2 separate regions of the Homo sapiens genome follow, and region 2 is linked to region 1. A link is a loop called in an ENCODE intact Hi-C map of the cell type or tissue named here. Cell type or tissue: gastrocnemius medialis. All regions are shown on one strand.

Region 1 (5,000 bases):
TGGAGAAAGGACAATGGAAACCCAGCGGGGACACCCTGAGCAGAAGCAGAGGCAGGTTCTGTTTTTCTAGACGGCCTTTTGTTGCTGTTCTTCTTATAGTGGGAAAGCTCAAAGACCCTGTCCTGGCTCAGTGTGCACACAGCTGAGGGGGGCTTGAGCGCAACAGCGTCCTAACCCTCTTCTCCAAGGGAGTTTACATTCGTAAAAGTTTGGGATTCCTTCCCTGGGAAATCAAATATAAATTATATGGCTGATTACATCACCTAAGGGTATGAGAAAGTTTCATAAGTGCCTACTTTGTTTTTTTTTGTTCCAGAAATAACAAAAAGCTGCTTTTTATAAAGGTTAAAAACAACAATGTGTTGTAACTCTATTTTTTTCCAAAAACAAAGGAATAAAAAAAAAAAGAGAGAGAGAAACAGACGTATTTGGCATTTTCTCTACTTACTCCTGAATAGGTTAAGGCCCTGAGATTAGACTCTTATATTCTTGGGACCAGAGGGCTCCTTAAAACCCCAGTGCATCGATCCTTAATTCTCTTGTTAGCCCTTCCACAGTTCCAGACTTTAAAAACCTTTGATCTGTTTCTTCTGAGACTGGCTCAGATGCACCACAGAACTGAATCCTACCATCGGGCTAGCGGCCAGTGCTCTCTGCACACGAGCATCTCGCCAGCGCGTCTGTCAGTGGAAACATACCCTGTAGCAGAGGTAAGCGCCGGCCGTGAGGACCGTAGCCACGCACATGTTGACCAGGAAGGGCTTCCAGTAACTCAGTGCATGGTCCTCGTCCTTCTCGGGCAGTGACGGCTCCCCTTTGGCTGGGGAGGCAGCCTGGGCACCTCGAAGACTTCCCCCCACGACCCGACTTCTAACTTCAGTGTCTTGACTCATGCTGAGGAATCAGAGGGCAGAGATGGGTTACTCACTTTGGAGAAAATGAATGGCAAGGATGCTGCTATTGTGGCAGGAATTCTAGGAAAAAACAAGCCACGTGTAGACAGAGTTGGATGATGTTAACCTTCCAGCGAGCCAGCCCCCTCTGCTTGGAGGGAGGGCCAGGCCAGGGCCCACATCAGCCTGAAGTCCACTTGTCACCCCCTCCCCCAGGTACTTCAGATAGCACCCACACCCAGGGTAGGGTTCACAAGGTGCCTGGGCGACTGGTCACTGTGAGGATTTATCTGGCTGGAGGACTCACTGGTGTACACACTACTGTATGATTTGCCTTCTCATGTACTGCAATTGCAATGTCTGGCCACATCAGTACACCCAGATCTCATTCTTTAAGAGCTACAGAATATCCCAACACCGGGAGAGAACATAATTGATCAGGTCCCTGGTTATATCATTGGCCTGTCTCTAATTTTTCACTACTACAAACAATGCCACAACAAACACAACTACCTATACACATCTTTACACGCTTGTTTTGAGAGTTGCTGCAAAGTAAATTTCTCCATGTATACAACTGCTGGGTCAAGTATGCACACGTCTTAAAACTTCCCTCCAGAAAGCAGGTACCAAGGGCACAGCCGGCAGTCATCTCCAGCTGGAACTAACACCTGCTCATTCTGCAAACTTTCCGTGCACGGCCACCTACTGCAAGCAGCCTTCCCTGACCACCTCAGCGGACACCTCTATCACATCACTGTCCATGGGCCCCCACCAAAATATGCTTTGGGTCTGCCTTTTTCCCAGCAAGATGGTCTAGAACACAGACCAGGGGACATGTTCTAGTTAACTCAGTACACCACACATATCAATAGGTACTCAATAATGGTTGTTAACCTGCAAGGAAGTAAAATGGGATTTAATCAAGACCACATAAAAAAGGTTACATTCCCCAAAGGACCACTGTGGGGACTGAGGGCACTCAAGCCTGGACATCACATTTCAGGACTGTCCGGAAACCTGGGGGAGGGCGCTGTCGTCAGGGGGGGCAGAAAAACCCTACTCGGTGGCTCCGAGCCCCTCATTCCAACAAGCACCACAAGGTGGCACTAGAAGCCCACAGAAGTGGCTCATGTCCTGCGGCCACCCTGTGCCCAATACCGGACCTCCAGCAGCCAGGAGTGGAGTGGCTGTGGTCCACGCGCCCTGTTCCCCAAGGATGCGGAAGCGCTGCTTGCCAACAGGAGGCTGCATCCACAGGGTTTCAGTACCAGCGTGTGTTTCTAGAACAGAAAGTCATTTCCCCTCACCCCAACAAGCTGGGACCCAATCATATTACCTTTCGATGCCGTAGGGTGCGGCATTTAAGGGGCTTCCTTTTTCTTCCTTGATGGGGCAGTCTTTATCCTCCTGGGTCTCTTCCTTCACCCACTGGTGATTTGGGAAGAACTCCCTGCATTTCCCATTGTGTGGCTCCAGGATTCGTTTGGGTGGCCGGGGAGGTGGGGGGATATGCTCGGGTGGGGGCTCCAGGTCCTCGTGGGAAAGCTCCTTCCACTGATCCTTGAAAGAGCAGCAAGAGGAAGTCCTATTAGTGTTCACTTCGGCTGGTTTGTCAGGAAATCCCTTTGCATGAGCAGAGGTGACGGCTTGGCGAGGGGCTCTCGGCCTCTCAGGGCTGCAGCCATGTACTTGGAAGATGAAATCTTTTGAAAATAAAGTCTCGTCTTCCTATCAATGCTCTCTATGTGAGCACTTCAAAGGCACAAAGTGCAACATGGTGAACATTTTGACAACTTTCTAGCTATTTTAAACATGAAGGGTAGCTATTTCCCCTGACACCAGACGGTGTTTGAACTTTTACAACTGACAGCCTCCTTCAAAGACAAAAAAGTTAAAATGGTCACACCTGGATTCAAACAAAGGCAATGCTGACCTGCACGGAAGAGTCCCCCATGATGAATTTGGCACCTTCGATCACAGCCAGGTAGGAGAAGCGCAGCTGGTCGGCTGTCTGGATCAGCCCCATCCGAAACTTCCTCATTTCTAACAGCACTTTCTTGATATCAACGGAAGAAGGGTCTTTCCTCTTGTCCATCTGAAAGCCAGAGAGGAGATATAAGTCAGCCAGGTCCAATTCTCAAGGGCAACGTTAATAACACCGTTAGATGTCTGTCCCCTCCCAATCTCATGCTGAAATGTGATCCCTAGTGTTGGAGGTGGGGCTGGGTGGGAGGTGTCTGGGTCAGGGGGACAGGTCCCTCATGAAAGGCTTGGTGCCCTCCCTGAGGCAATGCATTCACAAGAGAGCTGGTTAAGAGTCTGGGACCTCCCCCATCTCTTGCTCCTGCTCCCCTTCACCTTCCACCATGACTGGAAGCTCCCTGAGGCCTCCCCAGGAGCCGAGCAGATGCTGGTGCCATGCTTGTACAGCCTGCAGAACCGGGAGCCAGTTAAACCTCTTTTCTTTACAAATTACCGAGTCTCAGGTACGCCTTTATTAGTAACGCAAAAACAGACTAACACAGTGAGTCTCTGTATTTTGGAAGAGGAGCGCTTCAGTTTCTACTTAGGAAAAAACATCACAGCAGAGCAGGTAGAGGAGCTCCCCAGGGCACCCGCGAGGGCCTCCTTACCAGCAAGAGGCAGGTATCAGCCAGACAGAAGGTTCCAGACCTGCCGATGCCTGCACTGCAGTGCACCACAACGGGCCCGTGCTCCGGGCTGAGTGACCCTGACTCTCGGACTTTGAAAAGAAAGTTCAAGAATGAGGCTGGTGATTCAGGGACTCCAAAGTCAGGCCATGTGGTATAGTGGAAATGTAAGATCTCTCGAGTTTCTTGGGTCTGAAAGAGAAAAATACTCATGATGATTCTAAAAGAATCATCTGTACAGAAATCACTAATTCCAAGTACACACAGAGTCACCTTCCACTCTCTACCTCTAAGAGGAACATTCATTCTCAGACTTTCTCCCAGGGTCCACACACCCAGTCAACAAATACCACACCCTGGGGCCAGGCCCTGGGCTTGACACTGAACCTGCAGGGTGCGCCTGCTTAGACTTCATTTCCCTTCGGATTGAAGAGTCCCCTCACCTCTTTTCTCCCTATCACTTCCACTGTCTACATGGTTACAACTGGTTTCTCTCTGTCTCACGAGTCACAATGATGCTGGGCAGCCACCCATAAAATCTTGTCATAAAGCCCTGCAAGGCCTCCCGTGAAAAAGTGAACAAGGAACAGCAGGTGAGGCACTGGCTCTGGGCAACTTTCAGACGGGGGCTTCAAGATGATCTGGAGGTTTCAGAGGATTGTCACTTTAGAGAAAAAAGTAGCAGACTTGGTCTCCAAAGACTGGTGACTCCAAGGTGTGGCTCAACACCCAGCTGAAGAGGCAGTCAATGCGAACGGCATCAGCCCATGAACCGAGTGTGTCCTACGTGCTGGCGCTGCGCTCTCCCACCAGCTGCTCCAGGCAGGCACTCCCATCCATTTTCCGATGAGGAGGTGGATGTTTGGAGGCAGAGAGTCCATGCTGAGAGCCTGCTGCAGACACGTTTGAAAGGTGGACCCCAGCCCTTGTCCCAGAATGTCTCTTCCGTGGCTGGGTCTGCCCCAGAGGAACAGAAGCAATGGCCTGGCGTCTGTTTCCAGCTCTGCTCCTTCCTTGAGGCTTCTGGCGGCTGTGATCAAAAGGCAGCCCTCACTGGGGGGAGTACGCAACATCTTCAATGACCTAAGAGCTCCTAGTAAATGGGAACCAGTCACTTGGTAAGCAAGGCCCTGAGAGGGAAAGGGCTCTGGAAGTGAAAGTCTCCTAACATGGGCCCGGGAAGACAGCCACAGACAGGAACCATACCAGCCTGGAGAGTTTCCCTGTGGCCCAGTGCCAGGGCCACCTGGCGAGCAGCTGATGGCAGAAGGATTCAGGCCAGAGATCTGCTCATGATGCCTTCCTTCACTTGACGAATGTCCACACTATGCCAATCATGTGCCAGTCACTGTGCCAGGGAGGCGGGGGCAAAGACACCACCTCACCCTCACAGAGCTCATGGCATAGTTACTAGGACCTCCCCCAACTCTGCTGGGATGAAAATAATACATAT
Region 2 (5,000 bases), 270 kb after region 1:
AAATTAGCCGCCCATGGTGGCGCACGCCTGTAGTCCCAGCTACCTGGGAGGCTGAGGTGGGAGAATCGCTTGAACCTGGGAGGCAGAGGTTGCAGTGAGCCAAGATCTTGCCACCACACTCCAGCCTGGGCAACAGAGCGAGACCCTATCTCAAACAAACAAACAAACAAAAATCACAGAGTACCTACTCTGCTCCAGGCTCATTTACATGCGTCAGGCTCAGTCCTCATGGCAACTCTTCGAAGGTGGGACTATTACCCCATCTCACAGAGGAGAAAACTGAGGCACAGTGAAGCAAGTGATGCCTGAGGCCACAAAGCCAGGAAATGACAGTGGTGATAATAATAATAATAATAATAATAATAAAAAAAATGCTAGTTGGCCTTGATAAGCTGCTTCCTCCACGCACTGAGCATGGTATTTATAGGAGCACACTGGCTTCTTTGAGCTTCCCAGGAGGAGAGCACTCTTACTGTCCCCATGTCACAGGTGAGAAACCAAGGCCCAGCTGGGTTACATTACTTGCCCAGATCACACAGCTAGGAAGTGACAGAGCTGGGATTTGAAACCAGGCTGTCTGGCCTCTGTCCGTGCTCAAGCACAGTGCTGGGGCTGGACACACTGTAGGTGCTCAGGTCACTCAGGGGTGACTGAACTGGAGATGCTCAGGGCTTCAGAGGGCACCCCTCCTGCAAGCTACCCCTAGCATCAGCTCAGGGCCACCCTGAGCTGGCCTGTCGTGGCTGGGCAAGGAAGTGCAGTTATGTCTTCCCCAGGATGCCATTATTCCCACAGTTGCCACAGCCCTTGGGTGCACAGAACCACCATGAGGAGCTCCAGGATCCTCCCCATTTTACAGAGCAGAAAAGCCAAGGCCCAGAGAGGGTGGGTGACTTGCCCAAGGTCACACAGCATGGTCGTGTGGGCTACAGCCCCACTCCCAGCTCCTGAGCCTGCCCTCAGCTGCGGAGGCCATGGAGGATGAATTCCAGGAAGAAGAGGGGAGCCGAAACCTGGCCCTCCCTGACCCTCCCCAGGAACAGCCTTTCCTCTATTCCTTCCTTTTCTATCTCCTAGCTTGTGGGACTCAGCCTTACATGAACTGGGTCACAAAGGGGGACAGGAAGGGCATTCCTGGCAGAGGAAACAGCACGGGCAAAGGTGGACCGCATGTGGAGCAGGGAAGGAAGGATATCTGGTTGGGATGCTGTGGAGAGTGAGGAGCCGGGGCAGGGAGCAGCTAGAGTCAGGTAAGCGGGCCTTGAATGTCACGCTAAGGAGTTTGAGCTTTGTCCAGAGGCGATGGGAAGTCAGGAAGGCTTTAGAGCGGGGAAGGACCAGGATCACTAAACAGAGGGTGGACTATTGCCATCACCTCCCCACTATCCCCCCTGCCTCTGTCCTGGCCCTGGCCCCTCCAGCCCATTCTCCACTGCAGCCAGAGGGATCCATGAAAACTGAAGTCAGACCACGTCCCTTCTATGCTCAGAACCCTCCATGACTCCCATGTCCTGCAGAGAAAAAGCCAAAGTCCTTTAACAGCCCACGTGGCCCTGCAGGATCCGCCCCCCACGGCCTCTTGGCCCTCACGTCCTCCTAGTCTCTCTCCCTCGCTCACCCTGTTCCACACACTGGCCTCTTTGCTACACCCCAAACACAACAGCCACAGCCCCCACTCAGGGCCTGTGCACCGTTCCCACTGCCTGGAACACTCTCCCCTCCCCGCGGCTCCCTCCCTCACCTCCTACAGATCGTTGTCAGCTGTCACCTGCTCACCAGGCTGTTCCTGCCCCGCCCATTGAAATCCCATCTCCTTTTCCTGCTTCATTTCTCTCCCTAGCATGGATCTTCTCAAATGCAATATGCAACTTATTTATCTTGTGTATTGCCTGCTCTCTCCACAAGTGTGAACTCCACGGGGGCAGAGACCTTTGACCGTCCTATGTCCTGCCATGTCCCCAGCGCCTGACCCACAGGAATTGCCCAATAAATATTTGTTCGGTGAATGGATTCTTTTTTTGGCAGAATAACTTGGTGAGGACCTTCCCTGGGGATGCAGATGGAGAAGCGACCTGCCCAGGGTCACCCAGCTCACAAGTGGCAACCTCATCTGGCCCCAAAGTCTGTGATTTTTGCCTCCATTCCAGGCTGCCCTTCTAGGCATTAGGCCCCACATCAGCCACTGTACCACTGCATATGCCCACGAGGCTGCAAGCTGGGGTCTGTCCTTAGTTCTATCTTAAGCTAGAGGCTCAGAGAGGTGAGGTGACGTGCCCAAGGTCACACAGCAACTTACAGTGTGAGTTCGGCTCTTTCTGCCTCTGTATTTTGGGTACTGTCTTTAAAGCGGCTCTGCCTCTCCCTCCTCCTTTCCTCTTTCCAACCAATGTGTTTGCGGCTGGAACATCAGGCCTGTTGTGCGTGGCCTTGACATACACCATGTCCCGGGCCTGGCCCCGCCTACCACCCTGGCTGGGCCACGAGCACAGCGCCTGGTTCCACATGCCTCAGGGATGAGCCGCAGAGAGTGTGACCAGGCCCAGCTGACACATCTCAGAGCACATGTGGGTCTGCCTCCCACAGGCCCAGCCGGCCCCCCAACACCAGCCAAGTCTCAGCCCGTCATCGTCCCCCGGGGGTGGTGCTGGGCCTTGTGGGGCAGAAGGAAAGGTAAACCATGACCCTGAGGAGCTCAGAGACTGGGGTTCTTGGGAAGCCAATTCAGGCCTAGAACCAGGGCCAAAGTCTGGGTGGTTTTAGAGGAAAAAGAGACTGGCTCTGGGGTTGAAAACTGTGTCACCAGGGACCAGGCAGGAATTTAAAATGAGCAGAGTGGGCTGGGGTAAGATGATAAATAGCTACTATTCCTTGGCCTCAGCATCAGAGAGACAAGAGGGAGTGGTGGGGACTGGGGCACATGCCTTGTCTGAAGACAGTCACCTCTCAGCTCCGGTTGATGGTGGTCCCTAGAGAACAGGGCCCAATATGATCGGATGCTCCGTGCCCTGATTTTCCAGAGGGAATCAAAACACAGGTTTTTATGTAGTACCCACAGATTCTTAAATATTGGCTTCATTCATTTAAAAATTCTATGTGGGCTGAGGAAAGCCCCACAGGCTTGGGCGCCAGATTGGGCCCCTGAGGCCTCCAGTTTGCAGCCTCTGTTCGCTGCAGCTGAATGGAGCAGGCAGAGAAGGAGCAAATCTCAGCCTGACCCCGAGTCAGGAGCTATGGGTTGGGACGGTGGCCAGGACCCAGCTCCAGCAGCTCCAAGGGACGTGGAGAAGTTTTCTGTCATCTGGTCCCCTCCTCCACTCCATGGAGATGATTCCCCCGCCCGCCAGCTCCAGCAGGCTGGGGGGTGAAAGGGAGCCTGGGCGGGAGCCGAGGTCTCCTTTCTCACATGGGACACAGCTGTGGATGTTTTTCAGGCGGATCCTAATTTCTCTCTCCCCATCCCCCGTGGCTCTGCCACACCAGGAAGTGGGTGACTCTCTGTGTCCCAAGTTGTCCCCCAAAAGTCCGCTCCATGCTCCAAGCTACCTGCTTCCACAAGCACAACTTTGAAGCTTCACCATGTCCCTTATAACCAATTTTCAGATGAAACAGGCTCAGGGAGGGAAAACATCTGGCCCAGGCCCCTGCAATCAACACACAGAGGAGCTGGACTTAAACCCAGGCCTCACGCACTTGACCACTGGGCCCTCATCCTGTCTCTTCCTGGTAGAACCCAGCCCACCCTCCAAGTCTTGCTCCAGCGCTTCCTCCTGGCTTATTGAACAAGCAGCCAGGCCCTTGGCCCACTGCCAGGTATTCAGACATGAACAGATAGTGTGTCTCAGGCTCCCCTGTGCTATTTGTTGAATGAATATTTCACTCATTTTCTCCAAAGTCGTGGGTGGTTGTCCATATCCAATCTGTTGTCTCAGCCTCTGACCACATGTCTGTACACTTCCCCGATGCCTCCTCCTGGATGGCCCCCAGGCATCCTCCAAATCAGTATGCCCAAAGCAAGTTCAGCAACTTCCCCCAAACTGTCCCTCTGCCTGTCTCCCTTCTTTTGGAAGGCTGCACAACTGTTCAGCGTCCAAAGCCAGAAACATGAGCATCATCCATAAAGCCTCCCGCCGCCATGCCTCCAACCCAATTGGTCACCAAAGCCTGGGAGTCTCGTCCTCAACCTCCCTCAAATCCATCCACCCTCCCCTCCTCTGAGGCTGCCATGCCAGGTCAATCTCATCACCTCTCACTCAGGTGGCTGCAATTCCTTGCCACCTCGCTACTTTCCCTGCAACGATACTTCCTCTCCCTCAAATTCAGCCTCCTGCAGGAGCCTGAAAGACACCTACTATTTTCTGCTGTTTACTATCAGAAGCTCCCCATTATTTTCAAAGGAAGTGTAGCACCTTGGCCAGCCTTAAAGCCTCTGACCTCTCCCTTACAATTTGTATGTTCCAGCCAGCCCGAACTACCCACTTCTCCACGATGTCTTTTCTGATCTCTGAACCTTTGCATAGGCTGTTCCTTTTTTTTTTTTTTTTTTTTTTGAGATTGGGTCTCACTCTGTTGCCCAGGCTGGAGTGCAATGGCACGATCTTGGCTAACTGCAACCTCCACCTCCCGGGTTCAAGAGATTCTCCTGCCTCAACCTCTCGAATAGCTGGGAGTACAGGCATGCACCACCACAGCCCAGCTAATTTTTTTATTTTTAGTAGAGATGGGGTTTCACCATGTTGGCCAGGCTGATCTCAAACTCGTGACCTCAGGTGATCTGCCCGCCTCGGCCTCCCAAAGTGCTGGGATTACAGGTGTGAGCCACTGTGCCCAGCCGTGCACGGGCTATTCCTTCTGCCTGGTGTGTTCTTCCCACTCAACTCTTTGTCTGACTACTCCATATATGCCCTTCAGGATTCAGTTTACATGTCATGAGCTTCGTAAACCTTCTCTGACCCCCTAAGTCTGGTTTAGGTACCTGCTGAGGTCCTACAGTGCTCCCCGCC

Evidence for each region. Peaks named below come from ENCODE experiments on the same cell type or tissue, not always from the same donor. Only the 100,000 strongest peaks of a DNase experiment are listed, where the experiment ranks them.
Region 2: it touches region 1 in a loop (2.2-fold over the local background); 2 of 110 quality-filtered maps call a loop at or near these places.

What each region holds. Positions count from the first base shown.
Region 1 is chr20:50,577,159-50,582,158 of GRCh38, reverse strand. PTPN1 (protein tyrosine phosphatase non-receptor type 1) reads right to left here. Exons shown (of 10, transcript NM_002827.4): 6 at 3,530-3,739; 7 at 2,830-2,991; 8 at 2,233-2,456; 9 at 699-894. Among named protein-coding and RNA genes, the nearest start is that of MIR645, 6.1 kb to the left of the region's middle. In gastrocnemius medialis, CTCF peaks have their summits at 1,793 and 1,993 (motif pointing right); DNase peaks (open chromatin) are centred at 2,038, 4,058, 4,328, 4,868 and 2 weaker places; H3K27ac peaks cover 2,180 bases.
Region 2 is chr20:50,302,994-50,307,993 of GRCh38, reverse strand. All of the region lies in intron 2 of LINC01270 (long intergenic non-protein coding RNA 1270), which reads right to left. Among named protein-coding and RNA genes, the nearest start is that of LINC01270, 13 kb to the right of the region's middle. RefSeq lists a silencer at 1,648-1,942 and an enhancer at 2,239-3,014. In gastrocnemius medialis, no CTCF peak of the experiment used is centred here; DNase peaks (open chromatin) are centred at 1,783, 1,853, 2,483, 3,763 and 1 weaker place; H3K27ac peaks cover 4,923 bases.